Regions from separate parts of the Homo sapiens genome. Here all the other regions are linked to region 4. Evidence: chromatin loops called from intact Hi-C (ENCODE). Cell type or tissue: heart right ventricle. All regions are shown on one strand.

Region 1 (8,000 bases), 600 kb after region 4:
GTGCAGTGGTGCGATCTCGGATCACTGCAACCTCCGCCTCCCAGGCTCAAGCAATTCTCCTGCCTCAGCCTCCCGAGTAGCTGGGATTATAAGTGCGCGCTGCCACACCTGGATGATTTTTGTATTTTTAGTAGAGATGGGATTTCACCATGTTGGTCAGGCTGGTCTCAAACTCCCAACCTCGTGATCCACCCACCTTGGCCTCCCAAAGTGCTGGGATTACAGGTATAAGCCACCGAGCCCAGCCAAAAGCGACTTCTAAGCCTGCAAGGGAATCGGGAATTGGTGGCACCAGGTCCTTCTGACAGGGTTTAAGAAATTAGCCAGCCTGAGGCTGGGCACGGTGGCTCACACCTGTAATCCCAGCACTTTGGGAGGCTAAGGCAGGTGGATCACCTGAGGGCAGGAGTTCAAGACCAGCCTGACCAACATGGAGAAACCCCATCCCTACCAAAAATAAAAAATTAGCCAGGTGTGGTGGTGCTCGCCTGTAATCCCAGCTACTTGGGAGGCTGAGGTGGGAGGATTGCTTGAACACAGGAAGTAGAGGCTGCAGTGAGCTATGATTGCAGCACTGCACTGAAGCCGGGGCAACAGAACAAGATCCAAAAAAAAGGGAGGGGTGAGGGGCAGAGCCAGGATTTGTTTCCAGGCTGTTGTTACCTAGGTCCGACTCCTGGCTCCCAGAGCAGCCTGTCCTGCCTGCCTGGAACTCTGAGCAGGCTGGAGTCATGGAGTCGATTCCCAGAATCCCAGAGTCAGGGAGGCTGGGGGCAGGGGCAGGTCACTGGACAAACAGATCAAAGGTGAGACCAGCGTAGGGCTGCAGACCAGGCCAGGCCAGCTGGACGGGCACACCATGAGGTAGGTGGGCGCCCACAGCCTCCCTGCAGGGTGTGGGGTGGGAGCACAGGCCTGGGCCCTCACCGCCCCTGCCCTGCCCATAGGCTGCTGACCCTCCTGGGCCTTCTGTGTGGCTCGGTGGCCACCCCCTTGGGCCCGAAGTGGCCTGAACCTGTGTTCGGGCGCCTGGCATCCCCCGGCTTTCCAGGGGAGTATGCCAATGACCAGGAGCGGCGCTGGACCCTGACTGCACCCCCCGGCTACCGCCTGCGCCTCTACTTCACCCACTTCGACCTGGAGCTCTCCCACCTCTGCGAGTACGACTTCGTCAAGGTGCCGTCAGGACGGGAGGGCTGGGGTTTCTCAGGGTCGGGGGGTCCCCAAGGAGTAGCCAGGGTTCAGGGACACCTGGGAGCAGGGGCCAGGCTTGGCCAGGAGGGAGATCAGGCCTGGGTCTTGCCTTCACTCCCTGTGACACCTGACCCCACAGCTGAGCTCGGGGGCCAAGGTGCTGGCCACGCTGTGCGGGCAGGAGAGCACAGACACGGAGCGGGCCCCTGGCAAGGACACTTTCTACTCGCTGGGCTCCAGCCTGGACATTACCTTCCGCTCCGACTACTCCAACGAGAAGCCGTTCACGGGGTTCGAGGCCTTCTATGCAGCCGAGGGTGAGCCAAGAGGGGTCCTGCAACATCTCAGTCTGCGCAGCTGGCTGTGGGGGTAACTCTGTCTTAGGCCAGGCAGCCCTGCCTTCAGTTTCCCCACCTTTCCCAGGGCAGGGGAGAGGCCTCTGGCCTGACATCATCCACAATGCAAAGACCAAAACAGCCGTGACCTCCATTCACATGGGCTGAGTGCCAACTCTGAGCCAGGGATCTGAGGACAGCATCGCCTCAAGTGACGCAGGGACTGGCCGGGCGCAGCAGCTCACGCCTGTAATTCCAGCACTTTGGGAGGCCGAGGCTGGCTGATCATTTGAGGTCAGGAGTTCAAGGCCAGCCAGGGCAACACGGTGAAACTCTATCTCCACTAAAACTACAAAAATTAGCTGGGCGTGGTGGTGCGCACCTGGAATCCCAGCTACTAGGGAGGCTGAGGCAGGAGAATTGCTTGAACCTGCGAGGTGGAGGCTGCAGTGAACAGAGATTGCACCACTACACTCCAGCCTGGGCGACAGAGCTAGACTCCGTCTCAAAAAACAAAAAACAAAAACGACGCAGGGGCCGAGGGCCCCATTTACAGCTGACAAAGTGGGGCCCTGCCAGCGGGAGCGCTGCCAGGATGTTTGATTTCAGATCCCAGTCCCTGCAGAGACCAACTGTGTGACCTCTGGCAAGTGGCTCAATTTCTCTGCTCCTTAGGAAGCTGCTGCAAGGGTTCAGCGCTGTAGCCCCGCCCCCTGGGTTTGATTGACTCCCCTCATTAGCTGGGTGACCTCGGGCCGGACACTGAAACTCCCACTGGTTTAACAGAGGTGATGTTTGCATCTTTCTCCCAGCGCTGCTGGGAGCTTGCAGCGACCCTAGGCCTGTAAGGTGATTGGCCCGGCACCAGTCCCGCACCCTAGACAGGACGAGGCCTCCTCTGAGGTCCACTCTGAGGTCATGGATCTCCTGGGAGGAGTCCAGGCTGGATCCCGCCTCTTTCCCTCCTGACGGCCTGCCTGGCCCTGCCTCTCCCCCAGACATTGACGAGTGCCAGGTGGCCCCGGGAGAGGCGCCCACCTGCGACCACCACTGCCACAACCACCTGGGCGGTTTCTACTGCTCCTGCCGCGCAGGCTACGTCCTGCACCGTAACAAGCGCACCTGCTCAGGTGAGGGAGGCTGCCTGGGCCCCAACGCACCCTCTCCTGGGATACCCGGGGCTCCTCAGGGCCATTGCTGCTCTGCCCAGGGGTGCGGAGGGCCTGGGCCCTGGACACTGGGTGCTTCTAGGCCCTGCTGCCTCCAGCTCCCCTTCTCAGCCCTGCTTCCCCTCTCAGCAGCCAGGCTCATCAGTGCCACCCTGCCCTAGCGACTGAGACTAATTCTAACATCCCACTGTGTACCTGGTTCCACCTGGGCTCTGGGAACCCCTCATGTAGCCACGGGAGAGTCGGGGGTATCTAGCCCTCGTTCCTTGGGACCTGGTTCCCTGGTTCCCTGCACTGTGGGACGGGCCAGTGCTCTGGGGCGTGGGCAGCCCCACCTGCTGGCGCTGACCCTGCCTCCCCCGACTCGGTTTCTCCCTCTCGGTGTCTCTCCTTGCCTCTCTGATCTCTCTTCCAGAGCAGAGCCTCTAGCCTCCCCTGGAGCTCCGGCCTGCCCAGCAGGTCAGAAGCCAGAGCCAGCCTGCTGGCCTCAGCTCCGGGTTGGGCTGAGATGGCTGTGCCCCAACTCCCATTCACCCACCATGGACCCAATAATAAACCTGGCCCCACCCCACCTGCTGCCACGTGTCTCTGGGGTGGGAGGGTCGGGAGGCGGCGGGGTGCGCTCCTCTCTGCCTACCCTCCTCACAGCCTCATGAACCCCAGGTCTGTGGGAGCCTCCTCCATGGGGCCACAGGCTCCTTGGCCTCACCCCCCGTTTTGAAGATGGGGCACTGAGGCCCGGAGAGGGGCAAGGCCTCGCTCGAGTCCAGGTCCCCAGAGGCTGAGCCCAGAGTAATCTTGAACCACCCCCATTCAGGGTCTGGCCTGGAGGAGCCTGACCCACAGAGGAGACACCCTGGGAGATATTCATTGAGGGGTAATCTGGTCCCCCGCAAATCCAGGGGTGATTCCCACTGCCCCATAGGGCACAGCCACGTGGAAGAAGGCAGGCAATGTTGGGGCTCCTCACTTCCTAGAGGCCTCACAACTCAAATGCCCCCCACTGCAGCTGGGGGTGGGGTGGTGGTATGGGATGGGGACCAAGCCTTCCTTGAGGGATAGAGCCCAGCCCAACACCCCGCCCGTGGCAGCAGCATCAGCTGTTCCAGCGAGGAAGGAGAGCACCAGACTCAGTCATGATCACTGTTGCCTTGAACTTCCAGGAGCAGCCCCCAGGGCAGGGGTCAGACCTGGGGAAAGGGGGTGATGAGAGACCCTTCTTCCGGATGGTTCCTCCAGGAACCCAGGGGGCTGGCTGGTCTTGGCTGGGTTCGGGTAGGAGACCCCTGATGAATAAACTTGGGAATCACTGGGGTGGCTGTAAGGGAATTTAGGGGAGCTCCGAAGGGGCCCTTAGGCTCGAGGAGATGCTCCTCTCTTTTCCCGAATTCCCAGGGACCAAGGAGAGTGTCCCTTCTTCCTCCTTCCTGTGTGTCCATCCACCCCCGCCCCCCGCCCCGGCAGAGCCTGGTGGAACTCAGTGCTCTAGCCCCTACCCTGGGGTTGCGACTCTGGCTCAGGACACCACCACGCTCCCTGGGGGTGTGAGTGAGGGCCTGTGCGCTCCATCCCGAGTGCTGCCTGTTTCAGCTAAAGCCTCAAAGCAAGAGAAACCCCCTCTCTAAGCGGCCCCTCAGCCATCGGGTGGGTCGTTTGGTTTCTGGGTAGGCCTCAGGGGCTGGCCACCTGCAGGGCCCAGCCCAACCCAGGGATGCAGATGTCCCAGCCACATCCCTGTCCCAGTTTCCTGCTCCCCAAGGCATCCACCCTGCTGTTGGTGCGAGGGCTGATAGAGGGCACGCCAAGTCACTCCCCTGCCTTCCCTCCTTCCAGCCCTGTGCTCCGGCCAGGTCTTCACCCAGAGGTCTGGGGAGCTCAGCAGCCCTGAATACCCACGGCCGTATCCCAAACTCTCCAGTTGCACTTACAGCATCAGCCTGGAGGAGGGGTTCAGTGTCATTCTGGACTTTGTGGAGTCCTTCGATGTGGAGACACACCCTGAAACCCTGTGTCCCTACGACTTTCTCAAGGTCTGGCTCCTGGGCCCCTCATCTTGTCCCAGATCCTCCCCCTCAGCCCAGCTGCACCCCCTACTTCCTGCAGCATGGCCCCCACCACGTTCCCGTCACCCTCGGTGACCCCCACCTCTTCAGGTGCTCTATGGAGGTCCAAGGCTGGGGCCTTCGAGTACAAGTGTGGGAGGCAGAGTGGGGAGGGGCACCCCAATCCATGGCCTGGGTTGGCCTCATTGGCTGTCCCTGAAATGCTGAGGAGGTGGGTTACTTCCCTCCGGCCCAGGCCAGACCCAGGCAGCTGCTCCCCAGCTTTCATGAGCTTCTTTCTCAGATTCAAACAGACAGAGAAGAACATGGCCCATTCTGTGGGAAGACATTGCCCCACAGGATTGAAACAAAAAGCAACACGGTGACCATCACCTTTGTCACAGATGAATCAGGAGACCACACAGGCTGGAAGATCCACTACACGAGCACAGGTGAGCAAGTGGGTCTCAGATCTTGGCTGGAAGCGCAGAGCTGCCCTCTCTCCTGGAGTGTCAAGGAGCTGTAGAGTGTAGGGCTCCTTCTGGGCCAGGACTAGGAAGGGACACCAGGTTTAGTGGTGTCTGAGGTCTGAGGCAGCAGTCTTCTAAGGGGAAGCACCCGCTGTCCCTCCCTCCAGCCAGCCACCCAGCCATCCTTCCACCACTCATTCTTCCAACCACCCATTCACCCATCCACTCATCCTTTTACCCACCCATCCTTCTGTCCACTCATCCTTCTGTCCCCTCATCCTTCCAACCATTCATCAATCCACCCACCCATCCATCCTTTTGTCCACACAACCATCCACCCATTCTTCTACCTACCCATCCTATCCATCCATCCTTCTATTCAGCCATCCTTCTACCACCCATCCTTCGTCCGTTCATCCATCCATCCATCCATCCATCCATCCATCCATCCATCCATCCAATCCATCTATCCATTCACTCATCCTTCTAACTATCCATTCTTCTATCATCAGTCCATTCATCCTTCCAGCTATCCATCTATTCATTCACCTATCCTTCTACCCACCCATTCTTCTATTCATCCACCCATCCACCCATCCTTCTACCCACTCATCCTTCTATCCACCCATCCTTCTACATATCCTTCTATCCATCCATCCATACACCCATCGTCCTGTCTGTCCATCCATCCATCCATCCTTCCATCCATGTATCCATGCATCCATCCATTCCTTCCAGCTATCCATATAGCCACCCACCCATCCTTCTACCTACCAATCTTATCCATCCACCCATCCACTCATCCTGCCAGCCATCCATCTATCCAACCACCCATTGTTCTACCTACTTATCCATCCATGCACCCATCCATCCATTCATCCATCCACCCATTCTTCCACCTATCCATCCACTTATACTTCTACCTACCCATCCTTCCATCCATCCATCCATCCTTCTATCCAACCACCCATCCACCCATCCTTCCACCCACCCATCCTTCTATCAACCCATCCTTCTACTCATCTACCCATCCACCCATCCTTCTACCTACACATACTTCTATCCATCCATCCATCCATCCACCCATTCTTCCATCCATCCACCCACCCACCCATTCTTCACCCATCCATCCATCCATCCATTCACCCATCCATCCACTCACCCATACTTCCAGCCATCCATCTATCCATTCACTCATCCTTCTACCTACCCATCATTCCATCCATCCATCCATCCATCCATCCATCCATCCATCCACCATCCATCCACCCACCCACCCACTTATTCTTCTGTCTACTCATCCTTCTATTCATCTGTCCATCCACCCATTTGTCTATCTACACATCCTTCTATCTATCCACCCATCCACCCATCCTTCCAGCTGTCCATCTATGCACCCACCCATCCTTCTACCTACCAATCCATCCATCCATCCATCCATCCATCCATCCACTCATCCATCCATCCATCCATCCATCCATCTGCCAATTCTTCCAGACACCTATCTATCCATCCATCATCCTTCTACCTACCCATCCTTCCATTTATCCATCCATCCATCCTTCTATCCATCTACTCACCCATCCATCCTTCCATCCACTCATCCTTCTATCCACCCATCCTATTCATCTACCCATCTACCCTTCCTTCTACCAACACATCCTTCCATCCATCCATCCAATTCATCTACCCATCTACCCTTCCTTCTACCAACACATCCTTCCATCCATCCATCCATCCATCCATCCATCTATCCATCCTTCTATCCATCCACCTACCCACCCATCCTTCCACCCACCCATCCTTATATTCATCTACCCATCCACATATTCATCTACCCATCCACCCATCCTTCTGCCTACACATTCTTCTATCTATCCATCCATCCATCCATCCATCTTTCCAGCTATCTATCTACCCACCCATCCTTCTACTTACCAATCCTATCCATGCACCCATTCTTCTACCTACCTACCCATCCATCCATCCATCCATCCACCCACCCATTCTCCCAGTCATCCATCTGTCCACTCATTCTTCTACCTACCCATCTTTCTATCCATCCATCCATCCTTTATCCACCCACCCACCCATTCTTCTATTAATCTACCCATCCACCCAGTCTTCTACCTACACATCCATCCATCCATCCATCCATCTTTCCAGCTGTCCATCTATCCACCCACCCATTATTTTACCTACCAATCCTATCCATCCATCCATATACCCATCCATCCATCCTTTCAGCCATCCCTCTTTCCATTCACCCATTATTCTACCTACCAATCCTATCCATCCATCCACCCACCCATCCATTCATCCATCTACCCATTCTTTCAGCCATTCACCCACCCACCCTATCCATCCATCCGTTTTTTTTTTTTTTTTTTTAGACAAAGACTTGCTCTGTTGCCAGGCTGGAGTGCAGTGGCACAATCTCAGCTCACTGCAACCTCTGCCTCCTGGAACAAGCAAGTCTCCTGCCTCAGCCTCTAGAATAGCTGAGATTACAGGCATGCGCCACCATGCCCAGCTAATTTTTATATTTTTAGTAGAGGCAGAGTTTCACCATGTTGGACAGAATGGTCTTGATCTCTTGACCTCGTGATCCATCCGCCTTGGCCTCCCGAAGTGCTGGGATTACAGGCGTGAGCCACCGCGCCCAGCCCCATCCATCCATCCTTCTGTACATCTACCCACCCACCTACCCATCCTTCCATCCACCCATCCTTCTAGCCATCCATTCCTCTATTCATCCAACCATCCACCCATCCTTCTACCTACACATCC
Region 2 (8,000 bases), 160 kb after region 4:
GTAACCAAAACAATACAGGGTACTTGGCAAAATGGGGGTTTTTGCTTCATTCAGATCAAAATCTGATCCCAGCTTGGCCTCTTCTCGCTGTGTGACCTTGGGCAAGTCTCTTCACTTCTCTGAACTTTGTTTTTCCCACACATTAAGTGAGGATGACAATTCATGTGACATGAGATGGTGGCAAGGCTTAAGTGAGACAGTCCATGTAAATGCTTAGCACCTGGCACATAGTAGGTATTTAACACATGGCAGCTATGATTGGTTGGTATTGTTATCACCAGCCTCCCATCATAAGGCGGAGGACCTGAGGCCATCAGCCATGTCTGGTGCCCGTTTCCAAAGAGCTTTGACAACACACAGACACATATTCCTCTCAATCCTCCCGCCCGTGTACCTTCCAGCTGGTGCAGAGTGGAGTGCGGCTGTCTGGTCTCCCAGCGGCCAGGCAGAGAGTGAGCTCACTGGGGGAGGCTCTGCCGCCATCCCTGGACTGGTCCCGCAGCATCCATGCCTCCGGCCTTTGTTGGGCAGCTGCAGCGTGAGCCGCACTGTCTGCCCGTGAAATGCGACTTTTGGAAAACATACATATTTGTGAGTTGGAGCATGTTTCTATTTTGGGCCGACACTGCTCTCTTTATTTATTTTCCCTGGGCTTCGATGCTTTGGAATCTAGCTTGGAAGGGTGTTTTGACAGACTTTGACACCTCTCCCAGCTCCTTTGGCAAGACACCATGCTTGGGTAGGGGGAGGGCAGACAGAGAAGAAGACGATTTCAAACGACAAGCCCTCTTCCTTGGCTAGGACTGATGGACAATCCCACACCCCTGCCTCACTGTCCCAGCCCTCCGTTTCTCCACATTTGGGTGTGGGGAGGAGTATAAGAGGGGTTCAGGTGGGGAAACCATTTCAAAGAGGGGGAAGGGAACCAAAAAGGCTAATCACTGAGCTCTCGATTTTAACAATGCTAACATCATTATCAACACCTATAGTATTGTTATTGTCAACCATCACTACTACCACCCCACCATTTTGGGGTGCCTACTTTTATTGCTGGCAGTGGGCTGACTGATGGCCCTTAGGGACACCACCTCCTTGCTCAGCATCTCATTTGGCTCATCTGTGAAGGCTATTTTTGCCATCCCCAGCTCATAGGGCTATGAAAAGAGGCTGCTTAGCCACATGGTGGTGATGGCCATCTTCCCTCTTGGCATCAGAGCCTGGCCAGCAACCAACTGCCCATGGGCAGTCTACTTGCTTGGGTCCAAGGACATGAGGCTGATTGCAAAGCCCCTACTCACTGGGCAGGACCTCTAAAGCTGCTCTCAGCTGTTCCCTTCTCTGTGGCCATTTACAACCAGCCCAGTGTCTGCCACTTGGGAGGAAGGACCTTAACTCAGACAATTCCATCCACCGCCTTTGAGGACTAGGGGAATAGGGGATGGGGAGGATGGGGAGACGAGGGAAGTATGTCTATACTAGCAGAGAAAGGGGCTTAAACCATCCAAGGACCTGGCGATCATGAGATCCAGGTTTAAATCTTCTATTCATTCATTTGTCCATTCATTCATTCATTCACCACACATCTACCAGCAGAACCAGTGGTATATGCAGAGGATATATAGACAGTAGAAGTAATGCCTGCCCCAATGAAGATTGCACTTCAGCAGTATGACCTCAAGAAAATTACTTGACATCTCTGGTCCTATTAAGGAAATCATCTAAACATCCCTCACTCAGGGAACAGGATGACTTCACTAGTGGTGGGTGCTCTAAGGAAGGGGAAAGGTAGGGTAATCTTTGGGGTTAGAATCACAATTTTCAATCCCACCCACACTCAAGAGACTCACTAGAGAGTCAATGTTCCAGATTATTAGGGCCAGAAAGTGACCCTACAGGTCACCTCAGGCAGTCCTTTAACAGACGGGAAACCTGAAGCTCAGAGAAGGGAAGTAGTTTGCCCAAGGGCAAACTGGGAGTCTGTGGTTAAGCTCGGACTAGGATCCAGGTCCCCTCACTTCCAGTCCAGTGCTCCTTCCACCACACCATGCTGGGACTACTCTTCTTTCAACCCAGTTTCTGGATTTGAAGGACAACAGCAGGAGAGGTGTCAAAGGGCAAGCCAGGTCATGGCTACCAGATCTCATGGCTAGCCAGATCTCGAGGGGGGTTCCAGAATGCTTCACCCAAAGTTCTTGGCCCCTTGGAGAGATCACTGGGGCTCTGTGGCATCTGGCCCTAGAAAACTTCCTGGGGAGGGGAACAGAAGCTGCTGAGGCCACGGTGGAGGGTCGTCAGATTTCCAAAGAGAGAGTAACGGGGACATGGAACCTGCAGTGAAGAAGGCAAGTCTGAGAGAATGGAGTCAGCTCCCCCTAAGGGTCAGCTGTGCCCACATCCCAGCAAAGACTGGGTCAGACCCAGCCTAAGGAAAGTTGGGGAGAGAAGTGAAGACAGTGGGGAAGGATGACTGGAAAGACCAAAAAAAGAGGGTGCATGTGCGTGTGTGTGTGTGTATGTGTGTGAGAGAGAGAGAGAGAGAGAGAGAGAAACCTGGGGGAGGGAACAGAGCAGGGAAACAGAGGGTACAAGCAAAGAATGCGGACCCTGATTGTACATGTGTGTGTCTGGACTAAGGTTAGAGAAAGAGGAGTGAGTATTGAGGTAGAGAGCCAAGCAAAATGGACCCTGGGCTGAAAATGGAGATTCTGTAAGGCACCTGTCCAGGCTGGGCTTCTGCCTGGAGCTTCCACCGAGCCACAGCCTCCTCCCTCCCTCCAGAAGATCCCCTGGTCCCCTGGCAGGTGTAGTAGTAGGAGGTGGGGAGGGGGTGTTTGCTCTAAATCCCCATGCTTCGCCCATAGGAGCAGGACAGTGTGTGTGTGTGTGTGTGTGTGTGTGTGTGTGTGTGCACGCGCGCGCTGGGGGTGGAAGTGTGTCTGTGCTTGGGAGTCTGAGTGGCTTTGTGAGTCACTGGGCATCGGTGAGAACACCAGGTGGTGGGCTCTGGAATCTGGGGCTTAGTCAGTGAGTCCGGAGACAGCAACCTCGAGTGCAGAGCGGGGGCGAAGATGCTGCCCAGGTCCACGAACGTGTGTGCTTGTGAGATCTGTCCGCCCACGTGCGTGTGAACCGTGGGTCTGCGTGGATTGTGTGCGCCTGAGGATTGTGGGTGGGTGTGTACTTGCGCGAGTGTATGTGTGTGGACTGTTTTCCAGTGGTCTGTAGATATGTGTGTGCGCATGGATGGGTGTGAGTGTGCGCGTGGACTGTGGGTGTGCGCGGGCTTCTGAGTTTCTAGGGCGGCCGCGAGGCGCTGTCCGCGGTGCTGACCCGGGGAGTGGGCTGACGGAGACCTGCGCGCAGTCTCGCAGTGAGTGGGGGACAGCGGGAAGCTGGCGCCGGCCGTGGAGCAGAGGCCGAGAAGAGAAGCCCCCAAGGAGGCGCCTTCCCAGCCCTGCTGCCGGCCTCCCCAGGGAGTTGGGAAAAGTTCTCCCGGCGGTGGGGTTGGCTCCCGGGACTTGGCGCCCCTTGCGCTGGGAATCTTTCCCGACCCTCAGCGCCGCCACTGCCCGGCTGCCCACTCCACCTCCACCCTCGTTCGCGTTCTCGGCAGAGCCTGGGGACCCTCGCGCGCGCGGATCCATCGCTGGCCCGGCCCGCCCCAAGCCCCCACGCGCCCTCCCCGGCCGGACCTGCAGCCAGGTTAATCGGGGAAATGTCCCTCCGAGAGCACGAGTACGCTAGGTAGGGAGTGGGTGGAGGGGGTCATTAGCCTTACTCTGTCCCCTCCCTCCGCTCTAGCATGGGCGAGAGCCCGATCCAAGGGCGGCTTCAGACTGACGCTCAACTTTTATGGACCCAGATATCCCTCAGAGGGGACAAGCAGGGGCCAGAGGTCGGAAGCCTTGCCGTTCCTGGACATCCAACATCCAACTCCCCTTGGCCGACCAAGAATGCTGCAGTCCCGCGGGGAGATGGTGCGGAGCTGGGGCCCGGTCGTAGAGGGCAAGCTTGGGTTCTGTCCACCCCTGACCGTCTTTCCCGGGGGGCTCCGAGGCCCGCATCCCGGGCTGGCTGGAGAGCGAGAGAACTTCGCGCGCGGCGCCAAGCAGGTCGGGGTGCGGACGGCGCGGAGGACTTCCCCCTCCTCCTAGCAATGCATCCCCCAGCCCCGAGACCAAGCCCGGATGGCGCCCCGCGGCCGTGCACTCACCTCGGCCGGCCGAACGGGGCTAGGCTGAGCCGCCGGCGCGGGAGAGAGTGCGCAGAGGGTCGGGGGGCGGCGGCCACCACGCTGCGCAGACTCGTCTCCTCGCGGAAGTCGCAGGGGGAAGCTTCTCGGAGCCGCAGGAGGCTGGGGCTCCCCCTCCGCTCCAGGGCAAGCAGACCGCGGGAAGCTGCGCGCGAATCCCAGTCCTCAGCTCGCAACCCGAGCACTCCGCTCCGCCGCCGCCTTTTATTCGCCGCCCGCCTTTGTTTGGGTCCGGGCTCCTACCACGGGTCGCGGGGGTGTCCGAGCCAGGCTCCGGAGCCGCGCTGCCGCCCAATCCCTGGCGCCTCTCGGGCTCCGCGCCGCCGCGCCTTGAATCAGTGGCCGGCGAGACCCTGCGCCACGCCGCGCGCTGCGGTCTCTGGGACCCGCTGTCTGGCGCTGTCTTCGCCGCCGCTCCCCCTGCCGATCCGCGCGGTGGTTCAGCCCGGCCCTGGCGCCCGCGGGCGGGGGAAGCGCAAGGCGCAGCGACCCCTGGGGGTCGGTCCCCGCCCCTGCAGACGGTCCGGGCCAGGCACCACCCCCCAGCCCCGCCTCCGAGTTTCCTGATACCCAAGTCTCTCCCGGGCCCGCGCTCCCGCTCCTCTCCAGCCAGCCCGCCCAGCCTTGGCAGGTCACCAGCCTCCTGGACACTCGCGGGCATCCCCGGGCGCCCTCCGGAGGGAGCTGCCAAGCCCAGGCTCCTGGCGCCGTCCCTTCCTCGTTTGTTCTTCATTTACCCCTCTGGCACCAGAACCCGGAGCCATACCAGCCCCTGGGACCGGGCATCCCTCCAGCTCTAGCACATGACCTGCCTGACACCCCTAGCCAAAGGGCCACAAGGAGAAAGAGCCTGGGGGAGGGGGGCAGGCCAGTACCCTGGCCCATTTCTCTCCATCAGGGCTCAGAGAGCATTGGCATTGGTGTTGCCCAGGGAGAGTGAAGTGGGACCCCTCAAAAGGGGGCCAGCTGCCAGCCCCCAGCTGCAGGGTGGAGGGATGTCAGTGACGGAAGCCAGAAAGGAGGGAGGCCATTGCCATGCTGTGTGAGGGTGAGCCATGAGCTTGTCATTTGTCCTGGGTGTGTGCCGACCAAGGACCTGGGAAGATAGGGCAATGGTGAGACACAATCCTTGCCTTCAGGAGGTTTCCGGCTTATGGGAGAGAGAAGAATATGGGAGAGTTATGAATGAAATATAACAAACCCGGCCAGCCAACACACTGATGCTGAACCCACAGCAGCCCCTCCCCATCCCCAGCCCTTATTTTTAAAAGAGGAAAACTGGGTGAGACGCACCTCTAAATGTCAGGGTGCTGAGTGGATCTCCTGTGCTGTTCACCTGCTGCTCCTGCTCTGTCTCTCTGCTGTACAGTCCCTGGCTGGAAGCTGTACCCACTGACTGGCTGTCAACTAGACGCATTGGTATTTATGACTCTGGGTGCCCTGAGAGCTTATCTATGCAGAAGCAAATGGCCTGAGCCAGTGTCCCTGCCCTGGCACTCACTCCCCATGTGCTCAAGGTCTCAAGAGAGCCATTGCCAGGTTGGCCAAGTCTGTCAGAAGACTCCCAATGGCTCCATCTGGCCTTAAAGACATTAGAGTTGGGGGCAGTTCCTGGGGTGAAGGGTGCCACTGTGAGCTGTAAGGGGAGAAAGAGACAGGAGATCTCTCCCGAGAAGTAGAGGGTGTGAAAATTGCTGTCCCAGGACCAGAGGCCAAATCTGATATGAGTACAGAGGACCAGACTTGGCACCACCCTGCAAACTTCTAGTCCCATTTGCCATATCCTAGAGGGAGGGCAGAGAATGAGGAGCCATGTGAGAGGGTGGGAGGAGGGAGAACAAGGAAAAGATTTGTTTTTAAGGGAGCAATAGAGAGACACAAAGTGTGTTCCCAAGCCCAGCTGAGAGCAAAGGGTTTTCTTGGCTGGGAGAATGGCTTGATTATTTTCCGTTTGTTTTAAGGCTGCTTCTAGGAGCCTCCTCAAAGTTCTCCAAGGCTCCAGCACTGTTCCTCTCAGTCTGACAAATCCACCGGCCATCCCATTGGTGTGCCCCATGGTGCTGTGCCACCCTCAGTCCATGCCTGGGGATACAGCTGCCACTCTGCTGGGAAATAGATTTAGTGGGTTTGATATAGGTCCTTGATGAAATTCTCACCACCTTCAAAGGGGTCCTGCTTCATGTTGCCTAGCTGGCCATAGCTGTGGCCACCTTGGCCACACCCTCCTCAGAACCCTCTCTGGCCTCTGGAGACTTCCAGAGGATCTCCAGTGGGGCTGGGCTTGCTCTGCCCTTGGTGGGGGATTTTCTATGAAGGGAGGGTGCAGAGGCAGAGGCCTGTGGAGGGGGAGAGGAGGTGCACGGTGTGGTATCCAGGAACACTGGAAGGATGCAATTTTCCCAGGCCATCAGTGAGGTTTTAAAAATGCAAATGGAACCAGGCCTTTGAAATATGCCTGCCATAAAGGGGAACCGGTGGTGGCAGTGGAGCTGGTGCAGGTGTGGAAAGTCATGAGAATCCTCCTCCTGGGGTTCATCCCCAGGTTTCCTCCCCTTCCCCTGCCCGCGCCTGCTTGCAGGAAGCGTGTTTACTACAGGGGCCTGGGGATGCTGGCCTCACACATCCCTGCCCAGCCACAGGGTACTTCCCTGAAGCCTCCTGTACCTCCAGGTGAGTAGTAAAGATGACTCTGGTGGATAATGATCCACCCAGCTGAAAGGCTGCAGAGATTAAGATTCTGTGTCCCCTCTGGCTCCTTGTTCCAGTGCTGTCTGGTGGAAGTTCTTCCTGGGTCTGATTTAAATGCCTCATGGTGCCGATAAGCTGCTCCCCTTATACTCTGTCTTCACAACTAATTGAAAAGCCTTCTTTGCAAGGGATATGAGCTATAAAGGGCTGCTTTGTCCTCTCTTCCTATCCCTTTATTTCTACTTCTATTTTCTCTCCAACTAGGTCTGAAGCAGAGCCTCTGAGCTGAGCTTCTGATTCTACCTCTCCCAGTAAAGCCATATTTCTGTTCTGCCCCTTACCAGCTGCGTGACCTTGGGAAAGTCACTTCACCTTGCTGAGCCCCAGTTGTCTCATCTATAAAGTGGGGATGGTAAGAATATCTGTCTCATTGCAGTGGTTATAGTTATAAATGAGATCATCTCTGTGCAAAAATTGCATTTAGCACAGTTTGTGGCACACATTAAGCACTAAATACACATTAGCAGTTTCTTCATCATATTGTTACCGCTTACTTGGCAAGTGCTGACCATAACACATCTCACTTTTTGTGACACCCCTCCACACCGCCCCGTGAAGGGGGGTTGTATGCAAATCAAGTCCTCCCACCAGATGGGTGAGCAGCTGAGGGTTGAGCATATGGGGAGGGTTGGGAGTGTTTATCTTTTAAAATATGGTATTAAGGCACTGTCCCAGCACCAGGGAATAGAATAAATGGATTTATAAGTAATCCCCTCTTCAATCTGCTAAGGCATTGACTTTGGCGCTCTTGGCCCCCAGCCCCAATCTCACCTTCTCCAGGAAGCCACTGGGCAGAGTCAGGTAGGCTGGGGTATGCTGGAAAGAGCTCTAGATTTAGGAAACTGGGTTTGATTTTTATGTGTGTCTTTTATTAGTATGACCTTGGGCAAGTCACTGCATTTCTCTGAGACTTAGTTTCCTCATCTGCAAAGTGGGAGTCATAATGACCACTGCCAAAAATATTCCTGCTTAATAGTCTCTTCAGCTAAAGTAGAACACA
Region 3 (8,000 bases), 400 kb after region 4:
GGCATGGTTGTTTGCACATTCAACTGGATGGACAGGATAGCTTAGACTAAACACACAGGCTAGTACTGAATCCTAGTTTCATCACTAGCTTTCTATATGATCTTGACTAAGTTATTTAATTTCCCCGAGCCTCATTTTTTTTTTTTTTTTTTTTTGAGAAGGGGTCTCGCTCTGTCGCCCAGGCTGGAGTGCAGTGGCCCAGTCTTGGCTCACTGCAAGCTCCGCCTCCCGGGTTCACGCCATTCTCCTGCCTCAGCCTCCTGAGTAGCTGGGACTACAGGCGCCTGCCACCACGCCTGGCTAATTCTTTGTATTTTTAGTAGAGTTGGGGTTTCAGTGTGTTAGCCAGGATGGTCTCGATCTCCTGACCTTGTGATCCGCCCACCTCGGCTCCCAAAGTGCTGAGATTACAGGTGTGAGCCACCGCGCCTGGCCTCATTTTTTTTTTTTAATCTGAAAAGTGGGTGCAATAGTAATTCTTATTGCCTAGGGTTGCTGTGGGTTCATGGTATAGTCACTCTTAGCACCATGCCTGGCATATAGGAAGTACTCAATAAATATTTGCAAATATTGTGTATATTATTATTGAGCAAGTTGCTTAAGCTTCCTAAACTAAGTTCTCTTCATCTGTAAAATAAGGACAGTGTTCTTAATCTGCTTCCCAGAGTGTTTGTTGAGACTTGGTCTTCTGTAGTGGCTGAATTATAGTGAGCAAGTCTTCTGTGGCAAGAACCAGAAACTCATAGATTGTTTGGAGACCTGAGACTAAGCCAAGAGAGTTTACACTTTTATTCTTATTTTATAATATCCTTTCTACTCTGAAGAACAGAGGCCTGATCCCCTTGCTGGGAGAGAAAGCTGTTTCTTCCCAAGAACAGACTGAGTGTCATGTGCCCAGCCCTTATGTGACTTGTTTCCTTCCCCTCAGCCCTGCCCTCACTGCAGTGCTCTACGACCTGAGCCGTCAGATTCCACAGCTAAAGAAGGACATTCAAGATGGGCTACTGAAAATGCTGTCCCTGGTCCTTATGCACAAACCCCTTCGCCACCCAGGCATGCCCAAGGGCCTGGCCCATCAGCTGGCCTCTCCTGGCCTCACGACCCTCCCTGAGGCCAGCGATGTGGGCAGCATCACTCTTGCCCTCCGAACGCTTGGCAGCTTTGAATTTGAAGGTAAGAAATTACAACGGCTCTTGCCAAGATAGTGAGAGATGCTGGAAACTTTGGGAAAGGAATGAAGGTATCTAGGATTCCTGGATCTTGCTGGGGTGCTAAAGACAGGGTAGCTGATTCTGTAGCAGCTCATCCTTCCTAGACTCTTTCCACGTATTGGTAATTCCTACTTTTGTTTCTTTGTCCCATACTGAGTTTGGGGGCAAATGGTTTGAGGGAAAGTATACGTTGATCCAAGGAAATAATGCTTCAGAGACAGATCCCCCTCACATCCTCACTTTTCCACTTCTTTGTAGCTGAGATGGTATGTAATGCTTTAAAATGTATAAGTAGGGGCTTTTGGGTGTTTCCATGTCTATGGCAGTATGATTTCTTTTTTCTTTCTTTTTTTTTTTTTTTTGAGACAAAGTCTCTCTGTTGCCCAGGCTGATGTGCAGTGGCACAATCTCAGCTCACTGCAACCTCTGCCTCCTGGGTTCAAGCGATTCTCCTGCCACAGCCTCCCGAGTAGCTGGGACTATAGGCGCGTGTCACCACACCCGGCTAATTTTTGTATTTTTGGTAGAGATGGGGTTTCACCATGTTGGCCAGGTTGGTCTGGAACTCCTGACCTCAAGTGATCTGCCTGCCTCGACCTCCCAAAGTGCTGGGATTATATCCATGAGCCACTGTGCCCGGCTGGCGGTATGATTTCTAAAAGTACCATACTGTGTAGTTCTAAACTGCAAATAAACCCATAATAATACCCCACAGAGATATATTTCAGGGGGAGAAGTTGATACTTTTGAAATTTAAGATCATATAGGTAGTATTGGTCAAGAATGTGGGGAAACAAGCAAGTACAGAAAGCCTGAACATGCTGTCTGGAGACAGCCACCCATGGTTTCTCTATTGCAGTTCCTCCACTTAACATTGATTCACACCCATGATAATTTATTTCTAGTGAATAGAAAGTAGCTATGTTTAAACCCAGCCTACACAGACTCTTTGTCTGGTATTTAAATCCGGGAACTAAAAGAGGCAAGGTAAATTTGATCAAGAATTGTATTATCCTCTGAGAATGTAAGGGGTTGAGTTGGAATAAAACAAAATAATTTATTATTTAAAGGGAATATAAAAAGGCTAGGATTGGGGGATACCTTTTATCTGTCTCTTTGCTCCTTCACCACCCCCTTTTACCTTTCTGCTGATTGAAATCCCCCTTGTTACCCTTTAAAAGTTCTGGGTCAGGCCTGGCGCGGTGGCTTACGCCTATAATCCCAGCACTTTGGGAGGCCGAGGCGGGCGGATCACAAGGTCAGGAGATCGAGACCATCCTAGCTAACATGGTGAAACGCTGTCTCTAATAAAAATACCAAAAAAAAAAAAAAAAATTAGCCAGGCGTGGTGGTAGGCACCTGTAGTCCCAGCTACTCAGGAGGCTGAGGCAGGAGAATGGTGTGAACCCGGGAGGCGGAGCCTGCAGTGAGTGGAGATTGCGCCACTGCACTCCAGCCTGGGCGACAGAGCAAGACTCCGTCTCAAAAAAAAAAAAAAGAAGAGTTCCGGGTCAGTATCGTATTGATCAATATCTAGTTGAAAGTAGAATTAGTAGCCTCAAAATGGAAAATTCAGCTAGCAAGCTGCAGACCTACCTGTCTACAGCAGCAGTGTTTATTCTGTTTTCTCTCTGCCTTTCTATCCAGGCCACTCTCTGACCCAATTTGTTCGCCACTGTGCGGATCATTTCCTGAACAGTGAGCACAAGGAGATCCGCATGGAGGCTGCCCGCACCTGCTCCCGCCTGCTCACACCCTCCATCCACCTCATCAGTGGCCATGCTCATGTGGTTAGCCAGACCGCAGTGCAAGTGGTGGCAGATGTGCTTAGCAAACTGCTCGTAGTTGGGATAACAGATCCTGGTAAGGCTTGCCAGACAGAAGGAATCTAGGGGAGTTAAGGAGCTTAGGACAATTGGGAGTAGCCAGTTTCATTACATGGCCTCTCTAGAGTTCTTCGGCTCAAAAAGCTGATATTCAGCTATTTCTCTGCCAAGGCGTGTTAGGCATGGCTACTGTAGCCTTTGGTGTAAGATAATCTACCTTTAATTCTTTTGTCTTTTACTCTTGTGAGTAGAGAAAAGAATGACAGAGGTTAGATGAGAAAAAGCATCTGGAATCTTCCCACTACGCTGATGGCAGTGGAGGTAGAAGCTGGGAAGGGCTGGAGTGATGGGATCATGAGGAAATGTTCAAAGGCTCCATTGCTCTTGCAGACCCTGACATTCGCTACTGTGTCTTGGCGTCCCTGGACGAGCGCTTTGATGCACACCTGGCCCAGGCGGAGAACTTGCAGGCCTTGTTTGTGGCTCTGAATGACCAGGTGTTTGAGATCCGGGAGCTGGCCATCTGCACTGTGGGCCGACTCAGTAGCATGAACCCTGCCTTTGTCATGCCTTTCCTGCGCAAGATGCTCATCCAGGTAACCGAGGTGATGGCCAGACCCACAGGCAGGGAAGACAGGACTCTCGCTGTGAGAACTGCTTGAGGAAGCGGAGTTGAGGACAAGGATGGGGGAGAAAGATTGAGGTACCTGGTAAAAGCCGCATTTGTCTGCAAAGGTCCAAATGTTTCCCTGGCTTTATAATGGCAGTTCCAGTGCTCATCACCTCATGAGCCCTTTGTCAATATGACTCTAAGGTGGTTCAGAGTCCTCTCATGCAGCTCTTTCTTTTTCCTGGCAAGTCACCAGTGATCCCATTTCTTGGCCCTCTTTGCTTGCTGGGTTGATCTGCTGCAGATGGTGTCAGACTTCCCAGCGCCTCCCTATCCTTCAGCTCTCCTGCTTTTCTTGCTGGTGCCAGGTCAAGCACGGAGGCCGTTGTTCTTCACAAAAATAACCAGTGTGAGACCGTTTCCACTATTTGTTCTAATAGTCATTGCTCCAGTCTGTGATCCTGGCTTTCGTTCTTAAATAATATGAGAATGCCAAGCTCAGCTGCTTGGTCTGTAGCGTAAGGTAGAATTGCTCTGGAGACATGGCTCCTCAGTTTTTGTCTTCACCTACTGAGTAAGATCTGTGGCCTCCTGGTGAGCAATACATGGAGTCCTGCCAATACACCAGTCCTGCCTGGTGAAGTTATTTCCACCTGCCTCTTGTGGGTCTCTATGTTGCTCACCCAGTCATTTCCTGTCCCCATTGCTCACTGTTTGCTTCCTGATCCTCCTTCATGGTTTGTTTTGAAGTAAACACTTTTTATAACATATAAGGAACTTAAACATAGAAAATCATTAATATATGTAACTCACTCTAGAGAAATGTTTGTTCACAATTTGTTATAAAGTGGCTGTAAATTATATCATCAGTCAACAAATTAGGAAGTTGTACTTATGTTGGCACTTCTATTTTTAGCGTAATGATTTATTTAACTGCCGGCCTGCGTTAGAAGTGCCTGCCATTTTAAGTCTTAAAAACATTCCTCAGTTATAGGAAGGAATAGAAATCATTGTTGAAGGCCGGGCGTGGTGGCTCATGCCTGTAATCCCAGCACTTTGGGAGGCCGAGGTGGCCAGATCACCTGGGGTCAGGAGTTCAAGACCAGCCTGGCCAACATGGTGAAACCCCATCTCTACTAAAAATAAAAAAAAAATAGCCAGGCATGTTGGCAGGCGTCTGTAATACCAGCTACTCTGGAGGCTGGTGCAGGGAGAATTGCTTGAACCCAGGAGGTGAAGGTTGCAGTGAGCCGAGAGCGCGCCACTGCACTCCAGCCTGGCGACAGAGCGAGACTCTGTCTCAAAAAAAAAAAAAAAAACGTGAAATCACTGTTGAGCCTGCCAGCTCAAATCATGCTAAATTAATTTGGCGTAGAAATATCTCCTAAACGGCTGAGTGCAGTGTCTCATGTCTGTTATCCCAGCACATTGGGAGGCCAAGGCAGGCGGATCACAGGAGCCCAAGAGTTTGACAAGACCAGCCTGGGGAACATGACAAACCACGTCTCTACAAAATATACGAAAGTTAGCTGGGTGTAGTGGTGCATACCTGTAGTCCTAGCTACTCAGGAGGCTGAGGTGGGAGGATCACTTGAGCCTGGTAAGTTGTGGATGCAGTGAGCCGTGATTGTGCCACTGCACTCCAGCCTGGGTGACAGAGTGAGACCCTATCTCAAAAAAAAAAAAAAAAAGGAAAAAATAAGAAATACCTCCTAATGAGAATATCAATATGTTCATTCTGTCAGCAGACTTTTTGACCACATGCTATGTTCCAGGTACTGCTGGGCACTGGGAATATAGCAGTCAACAAGCCAGGCGTGGCTGCAATCTTCTTTCTTTTTTTTTTTTGAGACACAGTCTCGCTCTGTCGCCAGGCTGGAGTGCAGTAGTGTGATCTTGGCTCACTGCAACCTCCACCTCCCAGGTTCAAGCGATTCTCCTGCCTTGGCCTCCTGAGTAGCTGGGACTACAGGCGCCCGCCACCACGCCCAGCTAATTTTTGTATTTTTAGTAGAGATGGAGTTTCTCCATGTTGGCCAGGCTGGTCTCAATCTCTTGACCTCATGGTCTGCCCGCTTCGGCCTCCCAAAGTGCTGGGATTACAGGTGTGAGCCACCTCGCCCGGCTGGCTCTAATCTTCTTAAAGCTGATATTAAGCTATCAGGCCATTTCATTTTTTCAATATTGCAGAGTGTGAAGCTCCTTTGAATGAATTTATGTACTGAATTTAGCCCTTGAAATGTTAAAATTACTCTTTTTTGTTTTTAAACTTTGATATAGATTTTTCCAAATTGAGGTGTACATTTTCATGCCTTGGTAAAGGCTTTGGTGTTTTGTTTTGTTTTGAGACAGAATCTCACTCTGTCACCAAGGTTAGAGTGCAATGGTGGGATCTCGTCTCACTGCAACCTCTGCCTCTTGGGCTCGAGCAGTCCACCTGCCTCAGCCTCCTAAAGTGCTGGGATTACAGGCATGAGCCACCGTGCCTGGCCGACTTTGGCCTTTCTTGCGGTCTTGGTCATCAGGGTGGGCATTGGTTATTGTTATTAGGATGCAGTGAGGCTCTCGGGCTCTAAGTGAACCTGGGGTTCTTTGGATTGGCCCCGCACTGCTGCAGATAGTTGGGCTCTGCTCCGTGAGGCACATTTCCTTGCAGTCAGCCATGTCTTCTTGGTGCTGCAGGTCTATTCTCAGTATCCCCTTCATTTCTTTTCCCTGTGGTCTGCTATGACTGGGGAAAACAGGCTGCCAGGGGAATCCAGAAAAATCGGGTTATTAAGTCAGTAACCTAAGACAAAATGTAATGTTAAATTGTAGACTCCTCTGGGTAGCTGAGTTAACCTGAGCTCTGTGACATCTGCTTTTGTCACTGCTCATCGATTTCCTTCTGGCAGCTTTATCCAGAAATCTGTCTATATTATGCTGTCTATGTCACCATGAGCAAGATATGCTGATTTGCTGGTGTCCTAAGGATGTCAGCTAGAACCAATGTGTTATCTCCAGTCAGTAAGGCTTCGGGGGATCCTGCCAGTGTGATCCCCACCTATTGAGGTTTATCTAGATATGCCCCAAACAGCTACAGAGTATCAGCACTTCTCTTGGCATCATAGCTGTTCTAACTGTTCTTTGATTCCTTTGCCATTATTTGTAGTCTTCAGTAATTTGCTGTCTGGACAAAGATTTTTCTCCCAAGGGGCCCTACCTTCTTTCCTCATTTTTATAGAACCCTACTCACAGCTCTCCCTGTTGGTTTTCTCAGTCTTCTCTGGCTGTGCTACATGGTTAAAAGCTCTGCTTTAGAGAGGGCCATGGGACATTGGAGTGCTGTGATAAAAGGAAAGGGAGCAGGTTTTCGAATAGTTTTTCTTCCTGTCACAGCTGTATCTAAGGCTGTTCTGCCTGTTGCAGAAAAGTCTGTTGCTCATTGAGTATCTAGCAGCTACTTCATCTGTCGTGGAGGTCTGGGTTTTTCCCCCAGTTCCCTGCCACTTTTTCTGTTGGACACAGTCTCTCTCTAGAATGTCTTCTGCCATAGAGAACATATGAGCCTTTCTTCCCTACAGATTTTGACAGAGTTGGAGCACAGTGGGATTGGAAGAATCAAAGAGCAGAGTGCCCGCATGCTGGGGCACCTGGTCTCCAATGCCCCCCGACTCATCCGCCCCTACATGGAGCCTATTCTGAAGGTAACACAAACCGAGAGGCTGGTGCTTTCTCTGTGCGTTGTCATCAGCTCATATGGGGAGATGGGAGTGTTTCAGTGTTCACTAGTACACTGAACAAAGTAGGTGATTTCTTTGCTCTCACGCTTGGAGACCAAAGGGCCATATCAAGCACTTTCAGTTAAAGAATACCAAGAATCTTATCAGTTGCAGGAAAGTGCTGTCCTTACAAGAGGTAAGAGTTAATGCTTCAGGCACATCATCGCAGATGTTTGGAAAGGAGAAGTAGGTAGATAGTAGCATAAAATAGCTCGCCCAAAATGAGGAAAAAATGAGCTTGAAAATCTGAAACAACCTTCAAATCTCAACACATTAGAGTCACGTGAAGTCCTTTATAATGTATGTTAATCTGGATGAACAATCACTGAGACTCGGTTTAGAGGAGACATGAGAAATACTTTCACATTATGGTGCTTCCCAGCTCTCTCACATGTCAGACTTAGACTTCATATGGAGAAAAGTTTGAGAATTTACATTCCAGAGAAATCTTGGATTCATAAAGCCTAGAAGGAATTTCTTTATGACTGAGATGGTCTCTTGGGTGAATTTTACTTATATAAAAGAAAGGTTTCTAGTAGAGTCTAATCTGCATTCATTTTCTCATAACTTCTTTCTCTAGGCATTAATTTTG
Region 4 (8,000 bases):
AGAAGGCCACCTGCAGCCAAGAGCCTGAGGAAGGAGCCAGAAGCCCTGCCCAGAAGCCCAGAGGCTCTGAGCCTGCTGTGGTCTCTCCCCAGAGCATGGGGCCCTCAGAGGAGACCGGAGGGGCCTCAGGCTCACTCTTGCTGTCACTAGAGGGACATCGGGTACACCAGTGGTGTTTAGGTCAGGAAGATAAGACAACTGCTTCTCAGCCTTCAAAGGGCTGTGTGAGGTGGGCCAGAAGGCTCACTGGGCATAGGGCACGTCCTATCACACCACCCTACAGTCCAGTCAGGTGGGACAGGGGAGAGGGCATGGTCATCCCTTTTACGGTTTTCTGGCAAGTGACACAGAGTAACTGGAGAAGCAGAAGCTCCCATCCAGGCACATCTGGCTCTTAAGTGAGTGCTCTTAACTCCTCTCAGCATTACTGTCCCCTACCCTGGAGGACAGAGCTGGACCCACGTGTAAACGTTATAGGATGGCATATACCAGCTGCCTGTAAGGAAAAACCTGTGTGGCGTCCAGCAGGGGGCACCCCAGGGCTGTCTCTAGGACAGTGGGGACAGTTGAAGCGAGAGACAGCAGATAGGGCTTTCATGTCTCCTATGATCCTATTTTTTATTTAAAATTTAAAAAAAAAATTTTAGAGACACGGTCTCACTCTGTCACCCAGGCTGGAGTGCAGTGGTGTGATCATGGCTCACTGCAGCCTCAATTTTCTGGGCTCAAGCGATCCTTCCACCTCAGCCTCCTGAGTAGCTGGGATTGCAGGCACGTGCCACCACACCAGGCTAATTTTTATTTTTTATAGAGATAGGGTCTTGCCATGTTGGTCAGGCAGGTCACAAACTCCTGACCTCAAGCAATCCTCCTGCCTCGGCCTCCCAAAGTGCTGGGATTATAGACGTGAGCCACCGTGCCTGGCCAGTTCTTCCTAATCATTTGATATTTATTGAGCACCTACTATATGTAAGGTAGGGACAAAACAAAGTCTCTGGTCTCTTGGAATATACAGTCTAGATGGAGAAACATAACACAAGCAACTAAATGAGTGAACAAGATAATTACCCACATGAGATAGCCCTTCATCAATAAGCCAGGCACTACTCTAAAAGCTTTATCTATATTAATTTGTCATAATAACCTCACGAAGTGGAAACTGTGATTACTTCCATTTTTACAGATGAGAAAATTGGGCCAGGTGCAGTGGTTCACACCTGTAATCCCAGCACTTTGGGAGGCCAAGGTGGGTGGATCACCAGAGGTCAAGAGTTCGAGACCAGCCTGACCAACATGGTGAAACCCTGTCTCTACTAAAAATACACAAAAATTAGCCTGGGTAAGAAGAGCCAAACTCAGTCTCAAAAAAAAAAAAAAAAAAAAAAAAAGAAAGAAAAGAAAAATAAAATTGAAGCACAGAGAGATTAAGCAACTTGCCTTAGGCCATACTGCTAAGAAGTGATGGAACTGGAATTCTTTTTTTTTTTTTTTTTTTTTTTTTTGGTACGGAGTCTTGCTTTGTCTCCCAGGCTGGAGTGCAGAGGCGTGATCTCAGCTCACTGCAACCTCTGCCTCCCGGGTTCAAGCAATTCTCCTGCCTCAGCCTCCCGAGTAGCTGGGATTACAGGCGCCCGCCACCACACCTGGCTAAGCTTTTTTTTGTATTTTTAATAGAGATGGGGTTTTACCATGTTGGTCAGACTGGTTTTGAACTCCTGACCTCAAGTGATCCACCTGACTTGGCCTCCCACAGCGCTAGGATTACAGGCATGAGCCATCACGCCAGGCGGGAACTGGAATTCTACTCAGCCACTTAGGCACTTGGCCTCTGTAGTGTAGAGAGTGAGGGCAGGAGTGCTACTTTGGTTGGGGTGATCAGGGAGGACCTGTCTGAAGAAGTGACTTTTTTTTTTTTTTTTTGAGATGGAGTCTCACTCTGTTGCCCAGGCTGGAGTGCAATGGTGCTATCTCAGCTTACTGCAAACTCCACTTTCCGCATTCAAGCGATTCTTGTGTCTCGGCCTCCCGAGTAGCTGGGATTACAGGCGTGCACCACCATGCCCAGCTAATTTTTTTTTTTTTTTAATAGAGACAGGGTCTCACCATGTTGGCCAGGCTGGTCTTGAACTCCTGGCCTCAAGTGATCCACCTGCCTTGGCCTCCCAAAGTGTTGGGATTGCAGGCATGAGCCACGGCGCCTGGCTGGAAGTGACACTTGAATCACATGATGACGAGAAACCAGCCATACGGCTCTGGGGAAAGAGCACTGCAGAGGCAGCCAAAGGCTCCGACATGGGAATGAACTTATTCACAGGTCAGAAAGGCAGCCAGCATGGCTGGAGCAGTGAGCAAGTGAGGAGGTGATCTGACGTGAGCTTGGAGATGTAGGAAGGTGACCCAGAGAGTTTCCTGAGGACCTACTATGTGCTCTGCCCTATAAGATATAAATGCTCTAGGAAGCAGATATGATATCGTTTCCATTAAGGAAAAACCTTTGCTCTGTTCAGCAGGAGCTAGGGATGGGGGTTTAGACATCAGCTGCTGACAATCTTGTTTGATGAAACCAAATTTCCCAAGAGTAGCAGGATGATCAGGATGATGATGATGGTGATGATGCTGATGGCAGCAATGATGGCGATGACAGGCATTTGCTGAGGACCTAGAGCGCCAGTTCATGAGCTCAGTGCACAGGCTCATTTAATCTGTGCAGTGGCCCCCTTAGATAAAAGAGCTAAGACTCAGAGATGCAGGGTAGCTTGCCAGGGTCATGCAATGAATAAGGAGTTGAAGCTGGCTTTCCAGCTTAAGTCTTTTTTTCTTTAAATTGACATTTTATATGTGTATATAGACTTTTAATTAACATTATTTTCACAGAGCCAAGCAAACATTTTCAGTCCGCAGGAGGGAAAGAGGGGAGTTGTGGGTTGTGTTGCTGTTTTTTTTTTTTTTTTTTTTTGAGATGGAGTCTCGCTCTGTCGTCCAGGCTGGAGTGCAATGGCGCAATCTCAGTTCACTGAAACCTCCGCCTCCCAGGTTCAAGTGATTCTCCTGCCTCACCAGCTTAAGTTTTAATGACTTTGCTGGGGTACAGAATCAGAAGGGGCCACATGCTGGGGGACAGAGCAAGGACAGAAGCTGGGGGCTCCCAGGTGAGGAAGAGCAGAAAGAGTTGGAGATGACGAGGACACTGGGCTCCAGAGTGTCTGTGCGTACCATTACCCCAGGCAGTAGGAGGGATGCTAGGTGTTTGGGGGCTATTTTGGCTAAGTGGTCAGGGAAGGTAAAATGAATTTCCTCTTAGATTTCTCAGTGGAAACATATGTTTAACAATTTGGTAATGGAAAAGTCCCTCTTCCCCTTTCTGATTTCTTTTTCTTTTTTTGAGACGGAGTCTCGCTCTGTTGCCAGGCTGGAGTGCAGTGGCGCGACCTCTGCTCACTGCATCTCTACCTCCCGGGTTCAAATGATTCTCCTGCCTTAGCCTCCCAAGTAGCTGGGACTACAGGCGTGCGCCACCACGCCCAGCTAATTTTTGTATTTTTAGTGGAGACGGGGTTTCACCGTGTTGGTCAGGCTGGTCTCGAACTCTTGACCTTGTGGTCCGCCCACTTCGGCCTCCCAGAGTGTTGGGATTACAGGCGTGAGCCACTGCACCTGGCCTCTGGTTTCTTTACCTTAAAAATCTGGATTTTTGTGTACGCGGTGTATTCAGTTGTGGACATGGTATATTCAATTGTGCACATAGAGGGAGGGAAGGGCCAGTTCCTCCAAGTACCACTAGGTGTCAGCATTGTCAAGGCTGTCCCCAAGCTGTGTCTGTCCTGCCCATTTCTCTGCGGAGGAAAAGTCGAATTTGAATCCAAGTCCTGGTCTCTTCCCATTGTTTGGGGCTGAGCCTGGCTCTTCAGGGGCTGGGATTTGGTGCTGCTCTGACCCCAGAGGCTGTATGAGAAACATTTAGGAGGCTAGGTCTCCAAGGCCTGGGAGGCCCCTGGGTCTCACCCCAGGCCACATAGCAAGGGCTTTGGATGGCTGGACTCCCCTCCAGAGCTGGGCCCCTCCCAACTAGGGAGGGCTGGTGGTATCCTGGGATCTAGCTCCAAGTAGGTCTGGGAGTCTAGAACCCCCCCAAGTCCATCTCCACCTCGGCAGAGCCCTGGGCCTTGCTTGATGGTGCCAGGCCTGCAGTGAACACAGAACACCCAGACAGATCCAATCCTGAGTTCCTGGTGCATAATGACTTTGCTATTTCCCACCACCGTAAATTAAACCTAATCTTGTGTTGACTCTGCTGAACAAGGAGAATAATGAAGAAGATTAAGATGAGATGGTATTCATTCTCCTCCAACAAAAGCCAATTAATTGTCAGTAGGATTACTGCCTGGAGCCAGGAGCTGCTTGCTAGGAGCTCTGCAGACAGGATGGAACAGGGCTGAGGGCCATTCGCTAGGGTTGCCACTGGGGTCTGCTGGTCATGCAGCAGGAAATATTGCAGGTAGATGTTAGGGAGAACTGCCAGAATGAAGGAGGGGGCTGGCACCAAGGAGGAGGGTGCAAAGAGCTTGGAATCACTCACAGAGGTGATGTTTCTAAGGCGTGGAGGGGAACGCTGTGGAAGTTCCCAGCCACCTGACCATGTCCATCCGAGGCCCCCTGGGACCTTCCCCTGACCATGTCCATCCGAGGCCCCCTGGGACCTTCCCCTGCCTTTCTGCGGTCACCTTTGATGAATGAAGCTGCATTCAGGGGTCTCTGGCTTCCTCCCCACTCTGCTTTTTTTCCTCCCTTCCTCTCCTAGGAATCAGGGAGGCCATTTGTCCAGTGTTAACAGCTTGGGTTTAGAGACAGAAACATGGCCAGGCGCGGTGGCTCACGCCTGTAATCCCAGCACTTTGGGAGGCTGAGGCGGGTGGATTGCTTGAGGTCAGGAGTTCCAGACCAGCCTGGGCAACATGGTGAAACCCCGTCTCTACCAAAAATACAAAACAATTAGCTGAGCCTGGTGGCACACGCCTGTAGTCCCAGCTACTTGGGAGGCTGAGGCATGAGAATCGCTTGAACCTGGGAGATGGAGGTTGCAGTGAGCAGAGATCGCACCACTGCACTCCAGCCTGGGTGGCAGTGAGATTTTCTCTAAAATAAAAATAAAAATAATTAGAGACAGAAACACTTGGGCTTCACCTGGCTTTGCCCCTTGTCCTCAACCACACAAATGGAACCTACGATCCTCACCTGCCAACCTGGTTTGATACTCCCAGGCACTAATGTGCCTCCAGTTCCTGCACCCACTAGATTCTTGGAACAAGACAGTGAAGCTGAATGGAGTGGCCTGACTGCTGTGGGCCGTTGCCAGAAGGTGAGGGAACCAACATTTGTTGGTCTACTGCTGCATTATCTCATCGACTGCCTACAGCAGCCTCCTCGGGAGGCTTTATTTTGTCATCACAAAATTTATTGAAGAGGAAACCGAGGCTCAGAGAGGTGGGGCCCTTGGTCGAGGTCACCAAGCTGTAGGCTGCAGAGTTGGCTGGGACGGGGCTTCTGTCGCCATGGCCCCCAAAGCTTGAGCCCTTTCCTCATCTGCACATTGCTTCGTGCACATGGAAGGCATTCAGTGTGTGCTGGCCGGATGAATGAAACGCTCATCAAATGCTATTTCTGGTCCAGTAAGTTCCGTTTCAGACTCTCCCACATCCTGATAACTCCCAGAAGTAAATGGATTGTGTGTGATTTGTGAAATTCTTCTTGGTAATTCTTGGCAACTCACCTACCTCACTACTACTGTGAAGAAAACTCTACCCTCCCATCCAGATCTAAGTTTGCTTCATTTACTCGGATTGATGAGGTTTTTTTTTTTAATTTTTTTTTATTTTTTTTTATTTTCTGAGCATGGCAAAAGTAGCCTCAAAGTCCAGTTTTACAATCTATGCTATCTCAGCACACGCTGAGCACTCACCATGTGATAGGTGTGTTCAAAACATCACCTGTGTATGGTTTTATTTAATCCTCCAAGCACATCTGTGTGCTATTATTCCCATTTCAGAGGCTGAGATGAAACTGAGGCCCAGAGACGTGCATTCTCGCCCCAGGTCACACAGCAAGGGCTTTGCATGGCTGGAATCCCCTCCAGAGCTGCCTCTCCTCGCCCCCTGTCACCACCTGCAGGCTTTCCTGGGTGAAGTGATTCTTGCGGAGGGATTCTAGTCCTCTGTGCAGACAGGAATTGTGGTGGAGGCCGTGGGCTTCCGGGTTCAGTTGGAATTGGTGGAGTTTTCTGTGTCCCACAAATCACACACTTAGACTCAGCCTCAGGAATTGATCTTTGGTTCATATGTGGAAGGATTTACCACTTAAGCTTTTTTTTTTTTTTTTTTTTTTTGAGACGAAATCTCACTCTGTTTCCCTGGCTGGAGTGCAGTGGCATGATCTTGGCTCACTGTAACCTCCACCTCCCAGATTCAGGTGATTCACCTGCCTCAGCCTCCAAGTAGCTGGGATTACAGGTGTGCACCACCACACCTGGCTGTTTTTTGTATTTTTAGTAGAGATGGGGTTTCACCATGTTGGTCAGGCTGGTCTCGAACTCCCGGCCTCAAGTGATCCGCCCGCCTCGACCTCCCAAAGTGTCGGGATTACAGGCGTGAGCCACTGTGCCCGGTCACTTAAGCATTTACTCAGCACCTTCTGCGTGTCAGCACCTTGTTATGCTTTGAGGATACAACAGTGAACCAATGAGGTCCTTGTCCTCTAGGAGCTCACAGACTAGAGGGAGAGAAGGATCTGGGTTCCCAGTTCTGACCCTCCCCAGGTGTGTGACCAGTTAGTGCCTCAGTTTCCACATCTGTAAAATGGGGATGATTTTGTTACTTACCTGATAGGATTGTTATGAGAATCAAATGAATTAATATAGGTAAGACACTTAGATCAAGGCCTGCACATAAAAGGTGCTACATACAAGTTTGTTAAATAAAATGGACAAGTCTGGCAACTATAGTCTAATAATAGTAAAAGGGTGGTGAGGGGAAGCCTACTGAATTTTAGAGGAGGGACATCTAACATAGACCTTGATCAGGAAGGTTTCCTGGAGGAGGCGGTCCATGGACTCTTGACCCAAGTGATGGTAGGAGGGTGAATTACTTCCCTAGCCAGCTTGTAGCTTCCTGGGCTGTCACTGGGAGCTGCAGTACTAACTGGCCTTTTCCTGGGGCTTATTGTCATAATTTTTCAATGTGCGAAGCACTGTAGTAGCATCTGGATTCGAATAGAAATCTCTGTGCTCAGGGACCTATGATTGAGAGGGTGGGAGGAAAACATCCTGAATATGTTCTAGGACAGAAAAACAGGCCCCCAGACGCTGTGGGCAGTGTGTGGGGAGGTCTCCAGTGGGGCAGGGTGTAGAGAGGCCCTCAAAGCTGCAGAAAGACAAAGATGTCCTCGAAAAAAAGAAAACTAAAAAAAAAAAAAAAAAAAAAAAAAGGAAGGGGGAAGCCGGCAGGGAAAATGATTTTCTCGGCTGGCATTTCTTGGGGAATTAAATCTTGTTTTTCGTCACCACCAAGTGGAATAATCCAATATATTAAAGCAGAAGTCCCCACTCCTATTTATTGCTGCGACTTTGACCTAACAGTCTCGGGTCTGCATTTGGAATCAGACTGTCCCGGGGAGGGAGAGCAGGAGGGAGGAGGCATCAACCCCTTGGATCAATTACTTTCCTCTCCGACACAGGAAAAATGAATTATTCCCCGAAAAGCAGGCACCTCATCCGATGAATTCTGCACTGCAGAGCTGGTGGAGTTCTACTAAATTGAATTTGGTCTTTGAGAGACATTTAAAACCAAGTGGAGTGTGTGTGCTGGTGGGGTGTGTCTGACAGCCACTGGGGCTTCTGTCAGTTGGGGTTGAGGAAGCCCCCCACTTACAGTTCTCTGGGTTCGGGGGCAAGAGGTAGCCATGCTTTCTGCCCCAGGGACCCCCAGCACTCTGCAGGGGCGAGATGTTTT

The links. Peaks named below come from ENCODE experiments on the same cell type or tissue, not always from the same donor. Only the 100,000 strongest peaks of a DNase experiment are listed, where the experiment ranks them.
Region 1: a loop joins it to region 4, with 5 times the contacts of the local background. A loop is called at or near these places in 96 of 110 quality-filtered maps.
Region 2: a loop joins it to region 4, with 13 times the contacts of the local background. A loop is called at or near these places in 43 of 110 quality-filtered maps.
Region 3: a loop joins it to region 4, with 12 times the contacts of the local background. A loop is called at or near these places in 95 of 110 quality-filtered maps.

Annotation. Positions count from the first base shown.
Region 1 is chr1:11,040,067-11,048,066 of GRCh38, reverse strand. MASP2 (MBL associated serine protease 2) reads left to right here and starts at 828. Exons shown (of 11, transcript NM_006610.4): 1 at 828-864; 2 at 948-1,176; 3 at 1,334-1,511; 4 at 2,528-2,659; 5 at 4,532-4,728; 6 at 5,045-5,192. The coding sequence starts at 860. RefSeq lists an enhancer at 1,491-2,323. In heart right ventricle, no CTCF peak of the experiment used is centred here; no DNase peak of the experiment used is centred here.
Region 2 is chr1:11,475,586-11,483,585 of GRCh38, reverse strand. DISP3 (dispatched RND transporter family member 3) reads right to left here and starts at 4,431. Exons shown (of 21, transcript NM_020780.2): 1 at 4,214-4,431. RefSeq lists an enhancer at 3,279-3,880 and a silencer at 4,525-4,844. In heart right ventricle, CTCF peaks have their summits at 4,541 and 4,747 (motif pointing left); DNase peaks (open chromatin) are centred at 3,295, 4,477 and 4,766; H3K4me3 peaks cover 1,732 bases; H3K27me3 peaks cover 7,668 bases.
Region 3 is chr1:11,233,476-11,241,475 of GRCh38, reverse strand. It overlaps MTOR (mechanistic target of rapamycin kinase), which reads left to right. Exons shown (of 58, transcript NM_004958.4): 11 at 929-1,173; 12 at 2,859-3,074; 13 at 3,428-3,633; 14 at 7,211-7,333; 15 at 7,989-8,000. Among named protein-coding and RNA genes, the nearest start is that of MTOR, 25 kb to the left of the region's middle. In heart right ventricle, no CTCF peak of the experiment used is centred here; no DNase peak of the experiment used is centred here; H3K27ac peaks cover 1,381 bases.
Region 4 is chr1:11,638,389-11,646,388 of GRCh38, reverse strand. No RefSeq gene overlaps it. Among named protein-coding and RNA genes, the nearest start is that of FBXO2, 12 kb to the left of the region's middle. In heart right ventricle, CTCF peaks have their summits at 521 (motif pointing right) and 3,781 (motif pointing right); DNase peaks (open chromatin) are centred at 518 and 3,778; H3K27me3 peaks cover 5,305 bases.